3 separate regions of the Mus musculus genome follow, and all the other regions are linked to region 3. A link is a loop called in an ENCODE intact Hi-C map of the cell type or tissue named here. Cell type or tissue: gastrocnemius. All regions are shown on one strand. Region 1 overlaps Cmss1 (cms small ribosomal subunit 1). Region 2 overlaps Cmss1 (cms small ribosomal subunit 1). Region 3 overlaps Cmss1 (cms small ribosomal subunit 1).

The links. A loop is a pair of places that touch in the nucleus more often than their neighbours do. Peaks named below come from ENCODE experiments on the same cell type or tissue, not always from the same donor. Only the 100,000 strongest peaks of a DNase experiment are listed, where the experiment ranks them.
Region 1: it touches region 3 in a loop (1.8-fold over the local background); 2 of 42 quality-filtered maps call a loop at or near these places.
Region 2: a loop joins it to region 3, with 1.9 times the contacts of the local background. A loop is called at or near these places in 2 of 42 quality-filtered maps.

What each region holds. Positions count from the first base shown.
Region 1 is chr16:57,359,180-57,367,179 of GRCm38, forward strand. All of the region lies in intron 1 of Cmss1 (cms small ribosomal subunit 1), which reads right to left. The region is part of intron 1 of Filip1l (filamin A interacting protein 1-like); the gene reads left to right. Among named protein-coding and RNA genes, the nearest start is that of Filip1l, 9.9 kb to the left of the region's middle. In gastrocnemius, a CTCF peak has its summit at 4,031; DNase peaks (open chromatin) are centred at 2,163, 3,656 and 4,053; H3K4me3 peaks cover 2,448 bases; H3K27ac peaks cover 7,376 bases.
Region 2 is chr16:57,344,794-57,352,793 of GRCm38, forward strand. The region is part of intron 1 of Cmss1 (cms small ribosomal subunit 1); the gene reads right to left. 4921517D16Rik (a long non-coding RNA gene) reads left to right here. Exons shown (of 4, transcript XR_001781913.2): 4 at 2,462-3,399. Among named protein-coding and RNA genes, the nearest start is that of Filip1l, 4.5 kb to the right of the region's middle. In gastrocnemius, no CTCF peak of the experiment used is centred here; a DNase peak (open chromatin) is centred at 4,383; H3K4me3 peaks cover 1,167 bases; H3K27ac peaks cover 7,154 bases.
Region 3 is chr16:57,470,141-57,478,140 of GRCm38, forward strand. The region is part of intron 1 of Cmss1 (cms small ribosomal subunit 1); the gene reads right to left. The region is part of intron 1 of Filip1l (filamin A interacting protein 1-like); the gene reads left to right. Among named protein-coding and RNA genes, the nearest start is that of Filip1l, 120 kb to the left of the region's middle. In gastrocnemius, no CTCF peak of the experiment used is centred here; no DNase peak of the experiment used is centred here; H3K27ac peaks cover 4,235 bases.

The DNA of each region.
Region 1 (8,000 bases), 110 kb before region 3:
GTGGAGCTGGCCTCTGCAAGATGAGCCACATTTAAGCATGCATCCAAAGAAAAGCCATAGGGAGCCTCTCTTCATAATTACGCTTTTAGAGCAGCAAAATAACACGATTGCTAAAAGGCATCCCCCTCCCCCACTGCACCCCCTGAGTACTGGTGAGAGGAAGGCACATAAGATCACGTGAATTCCGAAAGTGAGGGAGGACAAACGCTGATGGTACAGGCCACGTGGGGTTGTAGGAGAGAATGGAAAGGTGGGCGTTGAAGCTGTGCTACTTTGGGAACTAGTCTTCCAGCAAGAACACACATGGCCACCCACTTACAAGAGTGGCTCTGGAAGGAGGTTATTAAAAACTCCATTCTTGATTGCATTGTGAGTGTGATGGGGGAGACAAACTAATCGCTTTCGGAGAGAGATATTTTGAGGCAGGGACCTCCAGGCTGACCCAAAACACATCCTTCTGCCTCAGCCGCCTGAGTGCTGGGGTAACAGGCATGAACCACCCTGCTGGCTAGAAATGTGTCTGTTGGCACAGAATAGAATAGTCATTTCCTTCTCCAATAATTCTTGAATTTGATGCTTTCTAACCTAACAGGCAAATTGCCTATGACTGAGTAGTCATATTTCTACCAGTTTCATTGTAATTGCCTTGAAACAATTTAGACAGCCTTCTACTGCTGAATGAATATTTAAACTACAGCACAACTGTAGGATGAATTACTCTATAGCACTAACAATACAGCAACATGGACAAACCCCAACTGTGCTAGGCTAAGGGAAACAATCCAGACTCAAGAAGCCGGACTCTGCATAAGTGCAATGCATATGGCACTGTAGCAAATGAAAAGCTACAGGGACAGAAGGCAGATCAGCAACTGCAAGTTTCTAGGACCTAGTGGAGAAGTTTCTGTAAAGGGGTAGAGGGGGGCTGTTTTGGGGTGATGGAACTTCTGTAGGTCTTGACTGTAATGGTAACATCTGTGATCTCTAGTGTTTGTCAGGATTTGTAGAAGAGAACATTATCTGAAGGGTAACTTTTACTGTTGGCAAAGTGTATCTTAAAGATCTGTATGACTGAATACTGAGAGCCTTCTGCCTCAAACTTCAAACGTCATATTCTGCTTTGGTGTTGATATAATGGAGTTCTTGAACAGGGTTGTTCTCATTTGAAGACACGTTAGGGGGTCGGGGGATGGTTTGGTGGCTTACAATGCTCTACTGCTCCTGTAGGAGATCCAGAGTTCAATTCCCAGAACATAGATGCCAGCTTATAACCACTTGTAATGTAATGCTAGTTCCGTGGATCCAGCACCCTTTTCTGACCTCCACAGGCACTGAGTGCATGTGGTATACAGACATTCATATAGGTAAAACACCAAACATACAAAATACAAATAAAAAAAATCCTAATTTAGAGAAGCCAGGATGCAGTCCATCTGACACATGCTACATGGGGAGGTGGGAGGTACTCAGAGGTCCACCTGCCACATGCCCCCCTGCATTGGGTACCACTATGATATGCAAACATGTGGCAGAGACATGGGAGAGAAGTGGAATGGTTTCTGCATGATGAAGAGAGGTGAACTGGAGACCAGAGGGTGGAGAGGAGTAGCCTGATGTGAGGAGCCTACACTGCCACCTGAGATCACGAAGTCCCTCCTGTACTCCCAGTTAGGGTGATGTCTGGGTCCATGGCCTTGCAGTAGCAGCTGGACATGTCTGTGGCTCACATTTTCACCAAAGGCCATTTGGACTTCCCTGTTTTGGGCTGTTGCCTGGGAACATGTTGATGTCTAAGGGCTGTGCAGGGATGGCCCCACCCCTCCTTGGCTGTAGCTCTCTGGAGAGGAGAGCAGACCCTGCAACCTACCTGGGAAGCATAGTAAAGCTGGTCTGGGTGGCAGGGTGAGGTAAGCGGACCCTGAGGGTGTTATCCTAGGAGAGCTGGCCCCACCACTCATCTGTTGTGAGATGGTGTGGGTGAGGGAGACACCCCTCTACCCCGCTTGCCACCTGCAGCAGGCAGGAGAGCTAGCCCCAGGGTCATGGAGTAAGAGAGCAGTTCCTGCTCCTCATCAGATGCAGCACTGGGGAGAACTGGCATCTCACCTGGACAGTACAGCAGAGCCCTCAGGGCGGGAGAGCGGGAAAGCGGGAGAGCAGGAGAGCTGCCATGGGATGAGTTAGCTGGGGCCGGCCGTGCTGGAGAGCTTGTGAGCTGACCAACCCAGCTAGGCCCAGATTCAAGGCTATGAGTAGCCAACTCTAGCATTTACCCTATCTATGAATTGCTAAAGCACGTGAAAGGGGTGATCCTGCGGATCCAAAGCTGCAGGATCTCCAAGACACTGGGCAACATTAGGATATCTGAGAGCAGTCCTGGTGAGGTTCCAGTATTGATAGTGTAGCAGAAGCCAGAGGCCTCGGACCAGACCAAAGACTCACTGCAATGAATATCTGCAAAAGAAGATGTGGGCCACACTGTGACATACTACAGCTTCCATGCTGAGATGGTTTTGTTTCTGTTTTTTAATTTTCATTTATTTATTTACCTTTTTTGTGGGGGAGGTTGCAAGGGCAGAGGGAGGATACGTAGGTAAGGGGAGATGGGTGGAATTGGAGTGCATGATGTGAAATCCAAAAAGAATCAATAAAAAAGTAAGAAAAAGGGAAAAGATCTCTTTCTCTTCCTCCCTCTACTCCCCTCCAACCTCAAGTCAGGATGCTAAAAGAAAGGAAAAAGAATATTTGAAAAATGTCTGATGAAGTTTACCCACCATGTTCTCAGATGAAGAACTGAGGCAGAGGAAACTGTTGGCAGAGAAATTTGCCAGTGTTTTTAAGATATAGTAAAATTTATCAACCTTTAGAATCCCTCAAAATTCAACTCTAAATACTTTCTGTGTAATACTGACTTATAAAACACTGTCCAGTGAAAAAAAATCCTGGGGGGAAAGATCTATGCAATTTTTTTTCTTCAATTAGCTGCTCTCCTGTTAAGAAACTGGCTAAAGGCTGCTTGCTGGCTTCTCAAAAAACAGTCACAAATTAATTTGATCTAATTTTCCTCGTCAGACATCACTACATGCCTGACTCATCTAAGAAGATCAAAACCACCACTGTTGCAGTCTCTAATACCACACACTGCAGTCAGTGTAGGGATATCACAACGGAAGGCCCAGCCAAGCCTGGAAGGGTATGCGTGCTCCTGCTTATTTATTTATGCTACAAACAAATGGCACGCCAAACACCATTGTGGATCCTACAGTCGGCTGTTGATCTTGGAATTTTAACATATTAGCATCTAGATATGGAGCCATGCCCAACCATTAGAACAGAGAAAGGACTGTTTGAGTTGAAAAGATATGAATGCCACACAAAACCAGAATGAAACCAGTAAGTCTGGGAGTTCATTATCGTAGTGTGTAATGTCCTGGAGCATGGACTCTTCCCAGATGGCAGCTCTGGCTTTCCACTTCAGTTCCATTCCATCTTCAACAGCTATTTAACCTCAAAGGTTGTGGGGCCTGGTCCCAGGCCGAGCACAGGTCTGGAACCCTGGTGACCCTAAGGGACCGGTAGGTGTTTGGCCACGCCTCCTGGTCCCCTGGCTCCTGTCACAGCTACTGCCTCCCACAGCCCCCTGCAGTGGCGTGTGGCCATCAGTCATGTAGGCAATGCCCCAAGCTCCTGGTATTCTGTCTGGACTCCACTCTCACAGTTACCTGGCAACAGTCAGGTAGGCCTGGCCCACTATAAAAGAGGCTCCTTGCCCCCTCCTCACTCTCTTGCCTCTCTTACCTCTTATTCTCTTGTTCTTCCTCTTGCTCCCTTGCTCCCCCCTCTCTGCCTTCCCTTCCCCCTCTTTCCACACAGCCACGGCCGCCCTCTGCTTCTCTACTTTCTCCCTCTCTGTCTTTCTGCAATAAACGCCTTAAAACCACGGACTGTCTCTGCTCATCGGAACCGCCGTGCTGATGCAATGGAGCGGGCTTCCCTCTAAACAGTCCTGCATGTACCCGCTAGAGGCCTCCCTGTGCACAAAGCCAAGGCCGCCAGCTAATCCAAGCCAACCTACCCGCTGGCGAGCAAGCCAGACTCTCCACCCTTCAGGACCCAGCTGGAGCCCTCTCCTCTCAGTCCCTTTCCCTTCAGTCCCCAGGACAGAGTCCACCCGAGGTCCCCACTCTCTTCTCAGCTCTTCTGAGACATCCAGCGGCATCTGAGGTGCCCAAGAGCGAGAATTTGTCATCCCTGGCCTCTGTGTGGCCCAGGGACTCCAAAACTGGACCTTCTACAGTACCCAGCGGCATCTGTGGAGTCGGAATCCAACTCCCGCAGGTCCTCGGGAACCCCAGACTGCGCCCTTCCCCACCCCAAAGCAGGATCCCGAGACTTCTCACAGTCCAACCCACGAGCACTCAAACTCCCCACGTCTGCCTGGCCCTGAGCAGCCCTAGCCCCAGTGGACGCAGGACCCCATTGTCCCACAAAAGTCCTCAGTTTTCTGAACTACAAAATGGAGATAATATCTAAACCTGCCTTTGCTGTGGGCAATAAAGGGGAGATATAAGGTAGGGAGCATATTTATAATGGTATAAAAGTATTTAATAATCGGGTGCTGGCACCACCATTGCTAATACAGAAAACTATCATGATGCTAGCTATAGTTTGGGCCTAAGGAGTCCAGTGTGACTATATGATATACTAGCCCCTTCAGAGAAGTTGATTAATGGTATAGGCTATAAAAGGGTGGTTGGGGAAGCACATGAAGGGTGCTTTCTTTGGACCCTAAGTTACGACCATGACTCCAGACTCTACACACCTGCCAACAGGTATGAGTTTAGAAAGCAAAATGCCATGTTTTGAGCACTAAGAAAATCTCCAGGAAGTCAATTCTTCAAAACAAAACTGAAATTTCCTTGATGAATGTTAAAGAGCAGAAATATCCTTTTCTCTCCTTGGAGGATCTCTGGTTTTATGCAAGAAACATTTAAAAAAAAATTAACATTCTCTTGCTCACTTCTGTCATACAATTTAAATTATATAATGGAAGCTCCATACTCAAGAAGGTGATAATTTACAGCCTCACAGCCCAGAGGATTCTGAATAGACAGTAAAAATCTCGAGTGTGTTCAATTTATTCCAGAATAGGAAATGAGTCTTCCTGCCCAGCAGTCATTATTTATGGAATGCAACCTCAGAAGAATGTTGGTGCTGGGTGTTAAACTACTCCTTGTGAAATAAGGCTCCGCCACAGGTTTCATTCAGTTCTTTTCCTATTTGGAAAGACAGCATTTGTACACACTAGGAAGCAAGCTTTACTACCCCATCACTAGGCTGTGTGGATGCATTAGAGACCTGCTAAACAGAAGACGGAAAAACATCAGCTCAAATCACAGTGGATCTGTTGCTCCCAAAGTAAGCAAAGCGACCAGGACATCCCACTACCAACGAAGTGTCAAGAGAGAGCAGTGTGTCTACGGAAGGAAGGGGAACTACAACTCAAACCCACTCAAACTGTTGTCCCCAGATAGAACCACAAAGCCACGGTTATGACGTAAACAATCTAGTTATCTCGGCACTAGTGTGGTCATGTGTCCAGCTACACCTGGATAGTTCCCTTACACTAGGCAACTTCAGCTGAAAAGTCCACCTAGGTCTGCCATAGCTAAGTGCATATAAAGTAAGGATTATTTAACAGTATGGAGTAATATAGTGATATTCACCTGCACGTGCTTTGCTATAACAGTAGCGCTACCAGTTTGGATAGGCAGTTACAAATTTCTTGGCTGACTCCAAATCCAGAGAATGACAGCTTTTAGCATTACATCAGATTCCTGTTAGTGGCAAGATACAAGTCACCATTTGGTGTGTGTGTGTGTGTGTGTGTGTGTGTGTGTGTGTGTATGTATGTATGTATGTATGTATGCATGCATGCATGCATGTATGCTTTCTTTGTAAAGGATTTATTTATTTATTTATTTGTGTTTGCTTGTCTGGGGTTTTGTGGTGTCTATGTATATGTGTGTGTGTATGTGTGTGCACTTGCACACGGGTGCAGGGTATTGAACCTGTATCCTCTGCACGAGCAGTAAGCAGGTTTAACCACGGGTCTGCCTCTCCCCCTCTGGTCACTATTTTAATGGGACTTTAGTATTTGTACTTTTAACTTAACCGACCAGAAAACATTTTTCTTCGTTTCCCTTCGCAATCATCTATTGTCTTATTAATCAGCAGAGTTATAAATATTTTTAAGCAGCAAAATAACGTAATTGTTTCAAATATATGAAAGCATACTGCAGCCATCACAGTCTTAGGTCAGAACAACTTCATGCATCGGATGGGGTTTAAAGTGTTTTCTAGATCCACAGGACGCTGACACACAAAGTGGGAGGGTCAGCAGCATCGCACCCAGGGAAGGGGGCAAGCTCTGGATCCTGAAACCCTTACCAGGGACACACACTAACAGAGGAGGCGCATGCACGGAGGCAGATGTGTCTGCAACTAAGGGAACCCAAGGAGTTTTTATGCTTTTCTGACATCTCAGAGACTTTCTTTTTGGGACGTAATATACCTCGCCTAACTAATCCCAAGAGTACCAATCCTGGCTAAATTAGCATACACTCAAAATTCATCAAGCCTAGGCTGGTCTGGAGAAAGTCTGTGGAAGTTTAGTCTGACATTTTTAAATCTGCAAACATATAGTTTGCTTGTCTGATTTATTGATGTCATGTCTGTTTGATTGCTCTATCAACCCCACCCAACCATTCACATTTCAGATTCTCCTGTGCATCTTATGCGTACCACTATTTTTGTGTAATTGTTTGCCTTGGTTTCTTGACTCCTAAGCACAGCTTCACTCACCTATCAGGCTTGTGATGGTAAAAGATTCGTGTCAAGATTGACCTCTAAGATGATAGCATTGCTGAGTTCTCAGTGGGAAGGCGCAGCTATTTATTAAAAATAAAAAGGTCTTCTGATGAAAGATGAAAAACCAGTTACCCAACAGTCCTTGTGTGCCAGGCTGGCAACAGCCCGAGCCTGAGCTCTGCCGGGAGGAGAAGCGGCTGAGAACAGTAGTTAAGATGGCCTTCTGTAGAGTAACCGATCTTCTGAGACATCTCCTGGGATCCAGTGCCCTTGACCCAGCGGTTGTTTCTCATTGCTACTTTCAGAACTACCTTTGTGCAAGGGATTAATGGCCCTCCTTCAGCCCATTAACTCAGACTGTCATTAATCTCCAGGAAATACCTTGTCAGTGCTTCTTAAAGGGTACATGAGCAATGCTATGCTTTAGGCTAACTCTGGTTAATCTCACAGCCCTTCAACTCTCCTGTTACGTGATTATTAAGCCTAAAAGTCCCTTTGCCCTAGAGTCAGTCAACATTTTAGCCATAATCTTTCTTGGAAACTATAAAATTGCTAGATACGAAATAAATTTAATCCAAAAGAAAATGGATTTCAGGGAAGATGACTGACTTTTCAAAAATATGTGTCTAAAGGTATTAGTCTAAATTCCTTAACTAGTACATGTTTCATGTGGTCTGGGACTGGATGTATTACTTTACAGATAATTTCAACTTCACTCCCTAGAAGGGTCTAATCATCTATCAAATAACCCTTGCAAACCATATGGAAAAGCTGACAAAGGCATAAACATCAGCATGCATTTTTAGGGATGCTTGGGAAATGTTTTCTAAGACATAAATAAGAGCACAACGCCACAGCTAACTACTGTAAGGGAAACAAGTTGCAAGCAGAGAGCCCTGTAAACATAGACTGAGTTCAGGGAGGAAGCCAAGAGAAGGCCGACATGTTAGCAAAAGACTGCAATGAGCCTAAGGTGAGGTTTTCCAGTACCAGAGAGAAGAAACAACAAAAGTAGAGACAGTGCTGTAAATCATGACCGAAACACTGCCAAATTCACCAGCAGTCCTCACAACGGGACGAGGCTTTCACACGAACACTGAATTCCTGGCGATGCAAAGCAAGCTTTGGCT
Region 2 (8,000 bases), 130 kb before region 3:
GGGCAGGGTCCTCCTAAAGGTAGAAAATTCTTTGAGTCCTTATGGTTATTCCCATACCCAGGATCCATGGGTCCAGGAATCAAAGGGTGGAAAAAGAAACAGTTTCACTCACTATCACCCCTAGTAACCCCAGAAGGAAAATGTTTGTTTCCTGTTCCTGCAACCTGAAGTTCTGCTGGCCTAGAACTTTTGGTTTCAAAGGGGGAGCACTCTTGCCAGGAGCCATAACAAACATTCCATTGAACTGGAAGCTCAGGCTCCCCTTCTAGCTACTTTGGGCTTCTGATGCACGTGAGCCAACAGGAAATAACAGTTTTGGAAGGATGATTGATCCAGAGTATGAATGGGGAAATTGGATTGTTTCTCCACAATGGAAGTTAGAAAGGTTATGTCTGGAGTTCAGGAGACACTGGTAATATCATGTACTGAGATTAAAGTCAGCGTGAAAGTAGACAGTCTAATCCAGACAGGATGACAAAGGGCATAGACTCTTCAGGAATGACATGCATCACTCCCCAGGAGACCAAGACCTGCTGAGGTGCTTGCTGATGGTGGAGGGAATACAGAATGGGTGGTAGAGCAAGGGAGTTATAAATACAAGCTAAGGCTAAATGAGGATTATAATTGGCACAAGTATTTCTGTCATATTTTGTTAAAAATATATTTGTGTTTTCTTTCCTCAATTTCTTTATCAGGTGATAAAATATCAATGAACAGAATATCAGTTTTAGGATAATCCCCCAAAAATGTTACTCAAAAACACTGCTATCTATTCTAAAATTTACAATGCATTTGTAGTTATACAAGGGTATTTATCTTATGCATAATTATGACCTGGTTAAGTATATAATACGTAATTATACATGGGACAGCTATCATGTTAGGCATAGCTTTTACCTGGTTATTGTTTTCATTTGGAAACTAAGCATGACATCAGGAGCTATGATTGTGTGCCATGCTGTCAGGGGCTGCTTGTGATAGCTATTCTTGGCTGTAAACGTGACACCATCTGGAATTAGGTAAAACCCAAGCAGTTTGGTACAACTCTGAGGGATTTTTCTTAACAAAATCATTTGAAGTGGGAAGACACACCTTCAATCCAGATCTTTTGAGGTGGGAAGACCTGCCTTTAATCTGGGCCAGCCTTTCTGGTGGCAGCCTGGGTAAAGGACATGGGAGAAGGAAGTTTGCTGTTTGCCTGCTTGCTCTTGGCCTCGCTAACGAGTCCATTCCTTCACTGGCATGAGAGTCTGCTTCTTCAGAAGACCGGCTGATACATCCAGCCTTGTGGACTGAACAACTACTGGGTTTTAGATTTCCCCTTGATAGACAGCCAGTGTTGGTTTAGCTCCATCACAGCCTGAAAGCCACTCTAAAAGTTTCCTCTCCCTCCACTTCTCTTCATTCTACCAGTTCTGTGTCTACAGAGCTCCCTGATGAGATTCCTACCTTGTAAGACATTGTTTCTCTGTCTCCCTTATACAACTTCTATTCAAATGTTTCTACCTCCGACTACTTTCCTTTCTGCTAACTCTTTTAAAACTAGCCAACTGCAAAAGACTGTGAGACAGGACTCTAGCCAGTGTGGGAAGACTCAGTCTCTCTCTGCCTTTGAATAATCACTAAGGGCTCTGGCAGCAGGGCTGGGTCGTGGTTCGCTGAGCTGCTTCCATGTTGTGTGTTCCTTTGTGCTACAGTGAGGCCACTATTTCCAGTAGGAGCTACAGGAAGGCTTCCCAGGCCTTGGCTTCCATTTGTTTCTTCAGGTCCTCTCTCCTTTGTTCCCTAGAGTGTGGCTGACCTGTTCCAGCCACATTGACCTCCCTGGGCCCCTACAGTAAACCATGCCTTTTGTGACCTCAGGGCCTTACAAGTTCTGCCTGGAAGGCGCTTTCTTCTTTGTTTTTATATAGCACTGGTCTTACAGATGTACCTTCTTTAGAGAAGTCCCAGGCAACTGGAACAGGCATGTCCCTGTCTCTTTTACCAGGGCACTTTCATTATGGTTACATTTTATGTTTTGAGACAGAGTCTGGTAGCCCAGTCTAGTCTTGAACTTCCTATGTACCTGAGGATGGCCTTGAACTTCGGACCCCCCTGAATGCTGGGATTCGAGTATACAATACCCAGTGTATATTCACTCAAGACCTCTTACATGTTAAGCAAGCACTCTACCCACCGCGCTATGCAGACCAGTTACTTATTTCATTTCTTTTACAGACTCCAATTTCCAAAATGGTGAGGATGGATAATTTTTCCTTGAAACATATTTTTACTATTCGGGACAGTGTCTAAGCACAATAAGTAACCACTGAATGGATGAATGAATATAATTGCAAATAATAAAGTTAGAAGACAAAAGAGCATCTTTTTTATTGTGTTTTGACTACCACAAATACAATTATACCGTTGTAAATCTTGCATTGCTGTGAGACTTTGTTCATGGCTTCATTTTAACTAGGACCACCCTGAGTGACTTGAGGCTGAGAGAATGGAGACCTAACGTATGGCTACAATTAGAGCATTTCAAAAGGACTGCTTTAAAAGACCAGGTTTGGCACACAATATGGTCTGAATGGGGACTGGGCAGTTCTTTCGTATTTAAAGACATTTGTGGTTGAAGGCAAAGCTGCCATTATGTGTGTGGCTTGGTGTTCCTGAACTTGGGGGGGAAATTAGAAAGAACCTTAAAGTCCAGCAAGAATAGAGAGTACAATGGACTGTTGAGAGTCTTGTGAGGCCACTCGAAGGGAACACCCTTGTCCTTGTCGTTTGACTCTGTCTTGGGCCATCACCTTGTGCAGTTGCCTGCAACTTTGGTGACACCCTGGTATCAAGTCTGCCTCTCAATCCTGCCCAGTGGTTAAAATGGAAGATCCCAAGACTATATTGGGTCTGGTTTTGGGCCCAGTGAAACCAAGCCTGGCAGGTTACCAGGATCCCAGCCACCAGGTCTAGAATTGTCCGGGTACTCACTGGATGGCCTCTAGAGTGGGCCACGAGGCCTTATGCTGATGACAAGCAGCCTTCCTTCAGTCACCTACCATGGTGCTCAGCCCTGACCACTAAGTTCCCCTTGGTTGCTGCAATGTATGTGATTCATTAAGTTCTCCATTAGGTCACAGTGCAGACTACCTGGAGTCAGGCTATCGTCACCCCCAGCCCAGAGTCTCCTTGTGGTGTTTAAATACTCTACTTGCAATGAATGTCACTGGTCTCCCGGCTCGTGACAGCCTCACCCACTCCTTGTCTCCACGGGGCTTGGCCTCCTCAGTCACTACACATTGCTAATCAGAGATTGCTGTGAAGAGGTTCTTATGTAAGTGTCTGCTTAAGGCCTTCCACCATACAGGATACCCAGTGGTACTGAACATGGTTATACAGCTTTCATGAGTAAAACACAAGACCAGGATTAGATGAAATCCAAGTTCCATTTCAGGGGAAACATTCAGAGTCCTAGGAAAAGTTCTTGGGGGAGGGTTAATCTTATGTGTTTTCCTCTTTCTAGTTCCCGGACTAATGTCCTGTGAAAATGCCTCTGGTTGCTCTCCACTGTGTACACAGCACAGGAGATTTCACGCATCTAAAAGACTCCAATCATCCAAGCCCAGACAAAGAGTCTACTTGGTCCAAAGCTGGCCCCAGTGGCCCTGTTCTTGCGGCAAAGGAGCAGTTTGCTATTGCGAAGCCATCCATGGTACCTGCTAGGGTGTCTGGTTTCTACTGTGTCCTCGCTTACTTCCTGGGCAGAGACCTGCTCCTCTTCCCAGGGTGTACTGTTCAAATATTTATACCCCATTCCATGAAGACTTTGCTACCTCCACCTCTAAAAGGTTCCACCAGTGTTATTCAGCCCCCGCACTGAAAAGTACAGCCCATTAAAACCTGGGATTTGCACGACTGCCTCTCGCACTGGACCAAGTTCACGGTGGCCAGGATGACATTTTATTTTGTCCTTGGAGTACCAACACCCAGTGCAATTGCTGACAGTGTGTTATGGGGAGCCAGTAAGTCTCTGTTAAGTGAATTAAACACATGCTTATTGATATGCAGACCTGTTTCTGGTCATTAGAATCAATAGGAGTTAAGGCAAAGCTTGGAGAGATTCAGCTGGCCTAACTTCTCTTTATCATCTGTGTAAGGAAGAAAATAAGACCAGCAAAAGACGCCATTCTAAAAGGGGCGAGGGAGGCGAACGCCTGCGCTCATGCACGTCTGTATTCACATGCTGGTTCACTCATGCACGTCTGTATTCACATGTTGGTTCACTAGGGAGAGTTGCTGCAACTGTCTCTTCCTTTCCTTTGCCCCAATTTTCAATGAGCCAAGGCCCACTGGAAGGGTGCATGGATGCAGATGGGAAAGAACTATGTAGTGACACAAAATGGGCAAGGCTATGGATGATGGTGGCTCTGCCAAGAGAAGACCATTGCATAATGACCCCGAAGTAGGTCACTTGAGGATTGCCTCAGAGCTGAAGCAGCTGCCACCTGGTGTCTTGGCGTTCCAGAGGGACAAGGAGACACTGCCCTTGGAAACCCGAGTGGGCAGATTATTTGCAAAAACAATTTTCAGAGGTCAAGGACACATCTTGCTCATCAAAACCACAAGAACTTAACCTGTTATTATCATTTTCTACTTCAAAAAGATATGAGGCCTATCTTATCATACTCATCATTCCACAAAGCTGCCTCAGGTACAAGCCAAAGGACAGAGGCTCTCCTGCTTAGCAGACTGTTCTCTTGGTATTTTTCTACTCTGTGCCTTATCCACACCTTTATTTATACAAATCTCTTTCACCCCGCACTTATGAAACAGCAAGGAAAAAGGGTCATACAAGAATTTTAAATCTAAAACTTTTGCTGGTAATAAACTGCTAGAAAAAAAGTTTAACATTGCATAGTTTTCCTATTTCTTACTTTTTAGGTCACTGAGATGCTGTTCAGCTACCACTTTTTATGAGTGCTAGGGACAGAAACCAGGCCCTTGCACACAGGGGACAAGTGCTACACCCCTGTACCACATGCCCAGCCCGGAGAGTGACTCAAAGCTCTCTAGCTCTGGAGTTGTTACATCATTTGTTTACCTGTTGAAGCAGTCTGTGATGCTCTGTCAGTCTTTCCTCGGATTGCTGGGGACCAGGAAGGAGCAATGTGCACTCCAGAAGCCCCACCCCCTTCTAGTTTGGGAAAGACAAGTATGCTGGCAATTGCACTAAGTTGGGAGTGAGGGAGGGAGTGTGTATCCGGCTTTGGGAGAACAGTGGTGGGCACTTTACCCTGCAGTGCAGAGCTGACAAAGGGAAAGAGGAGATGCAGGATTTAAAATAAGGGAAATAGGCATTAGGGTGTGTGGGAACTATCTCCAGGACAAACTCCCCAAATTTTACAGTTCACAGAAAGAAAAAAGATGGATAACAAAGTAGTTTAAAGTTCACTGTACTAGAGCTAGCAGTGATCACTTGTTTAAGTCTAGTAAGAGAAGCAATGGGCGGTTCTCAGGAATCATTTTAGATCATCGATTCACAGACTTGAAAAGTATCAATGCTAAAAATAGAACTAAGATATTGTCATTTCAGTTCAAAACGACCACAGAACAGAAGACAAGAACAGAGAGTTAGTGAAGACTATAAACACTTTTTCTTTGATTCTTGCTTACCTGACTGACCGGTCACTGGGCAGGTGCCAGCATGCCCAGGAATTAGCCAAGAGCATTCGTTCAAACCCATCCTGTGCAGATGTCCATTTCCAGCAGCTACTGTGATATGGAGGCTGCTGGAAGGACTTGGAGCATCTGTCCTTGGTCTCAAGTTTCAAAACTGAATTAATGGACAGAATACCAGTTCCAGGCTTGAACCTAAGATTAGGATTATCTCATTTTAGAAGGTATATAAGAAGTGACAACAATTGGTCTTTGGTCAGCTGGTTCTGCCCAGGTGGAAATGCAAGACAAGCAAATCAATGAATGGTGGCTGTTTCATAGATGGCTTACATCTCTTGAGTCTATAGTGCTATTACAATTTTCAATAAAAAGACACCCTTCTTCAGCTCTTTCTACAGGAGCCCATTTGCATGCACGAGTGACTAGCATTATGTACAGTCACACCTGCCTGCCACCATTGCCGCAGTGAATTTCCATGACTTTGTGATCATTTGGAATGAGATTCTGTTCTCATGAAACAACCCTTGCCATTTCTTGCTCCCCTCCCAAATCTTTGGTTACCCCATTTTCCTTTCTGTTTCTGTCAATCTGACAATTCTAGGTAACTCACAGATGCATGATCCTAACAGCTTGTCAATTTGAACTTAGCTTGTTTCACTGAAGATAAGGTCTCCATGGTTCATCTGTATTGTAGCCTGCCCGTATTGGAGTCTCCTTTCTTAAGCCACAGTAATTCTACATTGTATGTATCTATGACATTGTACTTACTTAGCCACCTAGAAAACACTTGGATTGCATCTGTTTTTTGGACAAAAAAGTACCCTAATATATCAGAATTTTATAACTTCTATATACAATTAATATAAAGATTATTGAGACAGTTGATTTTTTTGCTAACTGTTGAAATTCACAGTATATTTCACAATCATAGCATAATTTAATTTGAACTAGACATGATAATTAAATGTAACCCACTACAGATCAAAAGATATTCTAAAGAATATCATTAAGGCTTTTGTGAAGACTTGAATAGGATTAATGGATTAGAACTAAATCTATGTTAATTTACTGATTTTGATTGCTCTGCTGTGATTGTATAGGAGTGTATCCTTGTCTTTCAGGATAGCCACACTGAAGCATATAAATCAATTCAGGATATAATGCACACATGCAAAAAACACACACAGGTGGGGGAGGGAAGCTGCAAATATGAAGTGTCCAAAGAAGAGCATTAGTATAGGTTATCTATGTTACATATACTTCCTGTGAGTCTGAACTCACTTCAGTGTATTAATTAAAATGAAGAGCACAGGCTGGTGCAAAGGTCAGAGCGTAAAGGTGCTGAACCTGATCCTTCAAACCCACGTGGCAGGAGCAATGATTCTCACAATTGTTCTCTGACCTAGAAACACACACACACACACACACACACACACACACTCTATAAACACACACACACCATAAACACATACACACAATAAACACACACACACCATAAACACATACACACAATAAACACACACACACCACCAACACACACCATAAACACACACACACACCATAGACACACACCATAAACACACACATACACACACACCATAAACACACACACACACACCATAAAAACACACACACCATAGACACACAGCATAAACACACACACACACACACACACATATATGAACAGACAAAGAACATGGTTTCTTTAGAGGGCCTCACATCCCATTTTGCCAGTGTAGTCTCTATCATCTGTAAGTCCTGGGCAGTTACTTGACGACTGTCCCCTTTGACTTTCTCAGTTGAGCATTAGGAATGAAGCTCATTTAGAAGAATGCCATGAGGATTAAATAAGATCACACACAGACTGGCCTTCAGGCAGCTAGCAGGCATGTGAGGTAGATCTGTTATCTAATTAGTGCTTCGATGTGTGTCTGTGGAAACGAACAAGCTCCTCCCCCCCCCCCCATCGGAACAAGTGATACCAACTGGGGAAAAAAAAACTACATTGAGCCTGTTAATTTCAGTACTCTGAAATATGAAATTTCATGAGCACCTGAATAATATATAATAACAATAAAAGCGCATTATACATTTGGGTGTTTTCTTAGCAGTGTGCTCCCCGTCTTCTGTAACACTAAATGGAGTGGGCAGGCATTCAAATTAAAGAGCAACACTGCGTTAATAATAGTGAATGTTTGCACACAGTGCCTTGGGTTACGGCTGTCAAGTAAGGGTCACAGCTGTGTTACTTAAATGTCAAGCAAAGCCGCCATCAGTTCACAGCTGCAGGGTACAAAATCAGGGGCAACCTAGTATCTCTCTGGGCATCTGCTCCTAAT
Region 3 (8,000 bases):
CAAAATAAACCTCTTTTCTTTATAAATTACCCACTCTTGGTTAATCTGAATAAAAGCATGAGAGCAAAAAATTTAAAAAGCTGAATTTTAAAGTCTTTTCAAATTCTAGTTATCTTGGATTTGATATGTGATTCAGTGACAAGAACATTTGGAAATTCTGCTTTACTTTAAAAAACAATAAAGACACTTACTTAAAATTTTCACTCTAAAAAATTATTTACGAACACCACCCTAATCTATAAACATCAAAATAAAAATACTGTAAAAACATTGCAGCTTAGGGACTTTCCTACACAGCGAGGCAAACCTAACACCTTCCCTGTGGGCTCCTGCAACCGTGAGCTAGACTGAGAAGGAACTACTAGCAGGTAAGACCACTGTGCTGTATTTAAGGACTTGGTCAGAGACACTGAGAGGAGAGAGTAAGAGAACTGGACTCACGACAGCGGCCATCACAGAGCAGTTCAAGCCAACTTACTAAACTCTTCTCCGTGGACTTCATCATGGGCTCGTGAGCCACAGGGAGAGAAGACTGGGGAACAGGAAAAGAACTGCTGAAGAGGAGTGCAAACAGGACAGAAGAAAGACGAATCACCGTCAAACGTTTCCTAAAGTGTAGAGCTAGTGTACTGCGAGTGGAATTGGTAACAACAAACGCACATCATATTCAAACTGCTGAAATAAAACTGATGAAGAAGTGGCCAAGAAAAAGGGAGCAGTGGCATTATCCAGAGTTAAACAGAATAAAAAACTATGGCAAACATTTTCATACAAATGATGTAAAGTAGAAGACGATAATGTACAATCTTCAAGGTTCTTACAGAAAAACCACTGACTTGAACGGTGATTTTTGGAAGTTGGGTAGAGCATAAGTCCTGCTTGCAGTCTCGCACAGTTGTCTCACAGGGTTACTGCGTCTAAGTTTACAGGGTCTGTTTGTTATAGACATAGTTTAATAATTTTGAATGAAAGCCTTACAAATATTAGAAGCATCACACACTGAAACTAGACAGACCCAAAGTTTATACATCCCAAAAGATCTTAAAGTTGTTTTTAAAAGGAGGTTCATTGAATATCAAATGTCATCCAATTGTAAAATGCAGTTTCTTTTTATGTGTATTTATAGACAAGCAGGAACAAGCTACCTAGACCACAGTTTCCTGTTGCTCTCTTTAAGTAGATTTGCATCAGCACACACTTAGAGAGCTGTTAGACATATGAAGTCAGGTACTGTACTGCCATTTGTCTGCTCCCCAAAGAGAGTAAATAGACAGCATTAGTCCATTTTGGCTTTCTGAAGCTCACAACATATGAGTGAGAATATATTTTTGGTATGTTCTGGGAATGAATATATAATGTGTGTGTGTGTAACTGACATATAGTAATACATATATATGTATTCATTTCAGATTCTACTACATCAGCTTCTTGCTAGCCATTTTTTCTAAAACAGAAATATTTCTTTCTCCAAGTATCTCAATACTGTAGTCATTTTATCTTGTTACTTCCATTTTTCCCCCGTAGCATTTATTATCACATGAAGTATCACATAAATTGGCTTTTAGTTAAACTCCTATACTAGAATGCATGGTACTTGGGACTTTCTCTTTTGGTCTCCGCTGCATTTCCAATATCTAGAATATTTCCCCCAACCAAGAGTTGCTCATGGATTTGTTGGAGACAGAAATGCCCTTCACAGGGGGCGGAGAAGCACAGAACATAGAAGGCTGTGAATAAGGCTCTCAATAAGGCTCTCGCTTAGCTTCTCCTAGATCAGCTAAGGTTTGGGCACAATGGCTGGAACATCAGTAGGCACAGTATTATTGATTGCAATTATTTATTGCTTTTCTTATCTCCTTGGACTTGTCTGAGCAAGCCGGTTAGTATGGTAATTATTCCCTGGTTCTACCATTGCAAAACACCAAACAATGCACCCTTGTTTTCAGAGTTAAGAAGTGGTAGAGATGAATCGATCTGGGTGTAACCAGCACCAGGGTTCATGCCAAGGGGTGGGAAAGAGAGTGCCTACATGCTCACTGTCCGTCTCCTTGCCGTTCACTTCACCCATACAGATTAGCTCATTTCAGAGCAGCTAAAGCACCATTTTCAGTTGAAATTAAACTGAATGTATTTGAATTATATCCCAATTGTAACTTTCTCTCCAACCTGTTTGTAATGAGAGCTTCAAAGTCAACAAGGTGAAAGCAGGCTTCAGGAAAGTTTCAAAGGAACATCCTCCCACGGGCCCTAAAAACTGCAGCTTCACACCACAATGAATCAGCCAAGGTGTGACAGCAGAATCTGTGTGTACTGGCACCGACTCAGCCAGGATAAAAGTGACCAGGCCTTCTGTGATAAACTGCCCCTTCTATGTTATCCAATGGAAATACTCATATTGTCCAATACTCACAAGCAATCAGGAGTGAGTTCAACTTTCAAACTGAGGACTATTAAAATAAAGTTCACTTATCCAGTCTGCCTCTGAAAACAATTCGGAGAGAAATCTGCTGCTCTTGTCCTGGGAGGAGAACAGATACGTAGCCTCCGATTTCCTTCTTATCACAACAATCCACTTGGTTGTCTGTGAAGAACTGTAGACTAAGGAAGCACTCGGTGGAAACCGTGCCCGACTTTAAAACCTTGCCAGCCATACATTACCAGTGCAGACAATCCATTTAGACCTGTCTTTCTAGTCCCACTCCAAGACTGGGCCCATGAGAAAAGAACAGGAGGCAAGACGTCTCTATTCTAATCTCTGTCTCTATTACTGCTACCCAAACTGGAGCAGTATGCCTTAAACAGGAATGTAAGTGTAAACCTAGCTCTTCATTCAGGATGAAGTATGTCTACATTTCTGAGGGCTTCCCTCTGCCTCAAGGCCTGGATACAGGTACAGACTCCCAAAAGCTCTGAAGCAGGAAGGCTGACAAGCTTTAAATTATAGCTATTTATTTATTTATTTATTTATTTATTTACCAACAAAGCCCAGCAGTGCAACTTATACTTTCAAATAAGCAAGAAAAAAAAGAACCCAGAAGTTTCCAATGGGTTTTAATTGCATACTTTATATACATATGGAATTGTGACTTAATTAACAATGTTCCCCATGGGATTTAGGAAAATTTAGTTTTTAAAAACAAGATTCCCCCTCCATCCCCAGTATTTGCCTGTTAGCCTGAACACATTTAAAAGAATATTTCCACACTAGAATTAAAAAAGTTTTAAGACATTCACTGATTCCTTAAGGAATCCTTAGTAGACAGAGACCACACGCCTTACTATGCAAGTGGCCTTATTCTGTTCTCCATCCTTCTTAACAACTGTCACTACTTCTGTAGTTGTGCACCTGATCTCATGAATAGATAAAAGGAGGCTTTGAGTGGCTTTTCAAATTCTTCTGCCAATTTCTGGCTTTAGCTTTTATTGTCAAAGGCATGAAGATCAAAAGAGGCTTTTTGCTGAAGTGCTCAGTGTCTTGTAACTTTGTCTCACAACAAAGAAGGCCATTATGTACATGAAACATGAAAGAAAGTCACAAAGTAGGATGTGTGCATCACAAAGACATGGGAGAGAATTTGTTTTGTCCACACCCATGGATGTTCACATCATTAACACCCAGTCGATAGGAACGTCCTCAGGAGTAGAAAACTTATCTTAGCGAGGGTCAAGTCTGGCCTTCTCATGCAGCTCCTAGGCTTCTTCGAAACCGTCAATCTTCCCCAACAGGGTGGTGACATGGGCTCAGTTTACAAGTACAGAAAGATCTCGCGACAGCCCATGGAAACACGAACCATTATTTACACTGGAAAGAATGACTGGGAACAGCTGTGCTCAGCGGCAGACAGAGCTAGAGGTAGAAGTTGGAGCTACACTGCCAATCCGTTATTATTTTAATAGCTAATGGAAAGGCATAAAATGGATTACCAGTGCTTCCTCAGACTGGGAAGTTTCTGACGCTGCTGCAGGTCACGGGCTCCTCTCGGCTTGTGATGCCCTCAGGCTTCCCAGTGGATTTGCAACCTAGTAATCCTACCATGGCATTAGTTTCCACATGCAAACAATCCCCTAAGATCTAAGTCAACTTTGTAGATGAACAAAATTAGGGTAGCCATAGGATCAGGACCAGAAGCAATGAGTCATCGTCCCATTTCATTATCAAACGCATTAAAGCCTTGTTCAACTGCACCTTTTCCTGTACATTGCATAAGAGACCGTATGTTTTATGTGCATTACTATACTCTTCTTGTCACAACCACACTCTTCTGAATAGTATCCCACTGATTCATTTACTCCTTAGACAGAGTATCAGTATTCAATTGATTTATCCATTTGCTGAATATACTCCTTATGAGTACAGTAATTATATTACTAATGCACTTTTGCTATCATGACTATTCATACATCAAGGTCAGGAATTTGTACAAGGCCCACAAAAAGTGTACAGGTAGCTTTTGAGTGACCTAAATTCCACAGCGCCAATATAATCATTCATTCATTGGTTCATTCATTAGTTCGTTCATTCAAGGAAACCACTGTGTTTCCTCTTCAGTTGCCTCCTCACTAACATTTATTGTCCCACAATATTTTGTAAAATATTTTTCAATGGCTGGCTATAGTTTAGAGGATAATGCTTAGATCTATATAATAGTAAAATTCTTTCCAATTAACTGAGCTCCTGACTCTCTGTTAGCCTGCTCCTGCCCCGACCCTGACTCACATTTCAAATCAGAACAGTGTTTGTTGCTCGTTAAATCCAATGACTCGGAGCATCAAGTATCATCTGCCATACCTGCCTCCTAGTAAACTCCTGCACAGAAACTGGGGATGTGTAGTTCCAACTCAGCAAGCCAGAAAAAAAAAAAGGAGAGACAGAGAGAGATACAGAGAGAGATGGGGTGGGGACAGACTCTGCAATCAATCAAATGGAAGAAAATTGAGAACAAAACTAGACAAGAATATGGAAGCACAGAGCCTATGAAATGAGCTATCAGGGCTGACTAGGGGACTGTAAGATGGCTTGGTGGATAAAAGTCCTTGGTGTGCAAGAGCGATGACCTGAGCTTGATCCCTGGAGCCTATATAAAAATAGGTGAGATATAACTCTACAAATGGTCCCTTGGCCTTCACATGTGTGCTGGCTTGTTTGAGCCCCCTATCACACTCACAATAATAATAATAATAATAATAATAATAATAACAATAATAATAATGTTTGGAAAAAGAATGACATGGAAATCATGTTTATTTCCTTCATAGTAGTTAGCTCAGTTAATCACACATTCAAAAGTTCAGCCTCACCCACCTCATACCACAAGGTCTGAAAGGCAGTGAGTGGCAGTGGGGCATTGCTCACCCAATCAGCAACTGTGCCTTCTAAAACAACAATGCATAGGCCTGAAACTGGGTTCCATAGTTGACCTTGAGGAAATTATTGTTGGTCTCAGTGCTTTTTGTCCTCAGCTGTAAAGTGGGAAGCCCACGTCTAAAGCAGTTGTAAGAGTGAGTGAACAGGCCTTGTGACCGTAAGCCACGTGCAACTGCCATTTTTATAGGTCACATAGCAAAGATTGGACTAAATTTGTATGGTTTAGTCCAATCTTTGAAACAAACAAAGAACACCAGAGCAGGTGGCATGCTCTAGAACCAGAAATCTTTCCTTCACAGAGATGCTGAAGTCTAAGACATTATAACTTAACATCCATGGTACAATAGCTTTACTTTGAATTCTGAGTTGCTGGTGTATCTTTTCCCATGGATGTCCTCTTACTATCTGACAGACAGTATTATTTAGGTGACCCACATGATAATCTATAAATCCTCATTCTTTTCACCTTCTTGATTACCCACATCTCAGTTCATTCTTGGACTGGACCATTATCAGATCCTTCCAGTCTTCCCATGCCTTTTGCTCTTGCTACTTATGCTCTTTAACGGCAGGAAAAAAGACAAAACAAAACCCTCTGACAGTTCCTTGATCCCTTTCCTGGCCTCACTGCTTTACACCAGGGTCTTGGCTCAAACCATTCTGTCACCAAAACCTTAAGCTACACAAATCGCTAACCCTTTCCCCCTAATAATTTAATAAAACTCCAAGATAAATTTTAAAATGCATATCCTATATTTTGGTACAAACAAAACAAAACACAAACAAACTAGCTTTCAGACTGGGGTCACTAGAAATCTGCAGTCCTCTGCCTAGCACTAGCCACTTTGCCCACTCTGTTATCGCTTCTCTTGCCCTTACTTCTCTCAGCTGTATTTCAAACTGCCACCAAGCACAAGACTCCAAATGCAGTCACACCCTTCTCCGCCAGTGATATGGTTTTCAGTTGACTGAAACACAAAGATTATCTTAACATTTTTTGTTTCCCTCTTGTGAATACTTTGGACTTACTGTGTTAGTTAGGGTTTTATTGCTTTGAAGAGATACCATGACCAAAGCAACTCTCATAAAGTAACTGTAACATTTGGTTAGAGCTGGGCTTACAGTTCAGATGTTTAGTTCATTATCATCATGGCATGCAGGTAACATGGTGGAGTCCAGGCAGTCATGGTGATGGAGAAGTAGGGTTCTACTATTGATCCACAGGCAGAAGGAAGAGAACAAGCCTGAGCTGAGATCTCAAAGGCCACCCTCTAGTTACACACCTACTCCAAGGCCACAACTCCCAATAGACACACCTACTCCAAGGCCACAGCTCCCAATAGACACACTTACTCCAAGGCCACCCCCTAGTTACACACCTACTCCAAGACCACAACTCCCAACAGTGCCCCTCCCTATGGGCCTATTTTCTTTCAAACAACCACACTTACACTGTATGCTTTTCCAGTTTGGAAAAAAGTGTCCTCCAAGTGAAAGGCCAGAACTTCCACACATGGCCTCAGTCCTCTTCCTTCTCTCCAAGGAATGTGTTCCAATTATAGTTCCTAAATCCCCAGCTTCTCATGGCCTATTTACTCTTTCTAAGCCTAGAAATATATTTAATAACTCATCAAATTATCCACTATTTATTTGGTTTTTAAGCCTGGGTTGTCCCATGGCAACCACTACAAGAGAGATCTTACCAACTCATTCTTCCTACTAATTCTGCAAGAACTCTCAGCCTTGCTCTGCCGTGCTTACTGCAAGGTATCTTCCTAGTTGAGAACAGCAAACTCCCTACGTCTCTGTTGGATTCCCACATTCTCTCCTATGTTCTTTCATTCACCTCTCTCATATGTGCTCTTAGAGGGTTCACTTTTGGTATATTGCTAATTCTAAATACTTTTCTCATCCAGTTTCACTGCTACTGATTTTAAATAGTAATAATATGGAAAAAATCCAAATCTATATTCCCTGTTCAGTTTTTTCTTATTCCCTATCTCATATCCAGGTATGTCAACCATTTGGTTAATTTTACCTCCTAAATTCCAGATGATTTCATAGGACTCAGCAGAGAATGACAGCAAGACAAGCACTTTTAATTCTGTTTTCCACTACTTCCACCAGTTATAGTTCAGACTATGATAAAGCCAAACTTTCTATAGTTTGCCATAATAGTCCAAACACTAGGGCTTGTGATGTACTATTCTCTTAGTCTGAAATTCCTTTTCCACATTTCTTTCAATTTTTTACACTTTAGAAGAAGTTTCATTCCACAGAAAACCTTCTCTGCATTTCTAATCAAAGCTCCATATTTTCATCACTGAATTCACTGGAATGGCTGAAACCATCAGTTTGGAAATCTTCCTGTCTAGACCCCCATGGTAGATATGTTTCTCCACTGAGCAACATATTCCCTGGTAGATGGGTAATACTGAGGTTGGCCAACAGAACCACCTGTAATTCTGTAATGTTCTTGGGATCACCTGAGAATGGCCACACGTATCTACTTGTAAACCTTGCTGCTTTATCTCCTTGCTCATACCAAGTTACCTTTGTTGGACAGGTGTGTCTTTTTATTTTCTACATCCCTCAAGATCATATACACAAGAGGCACTCAATATTGGGTATAGTG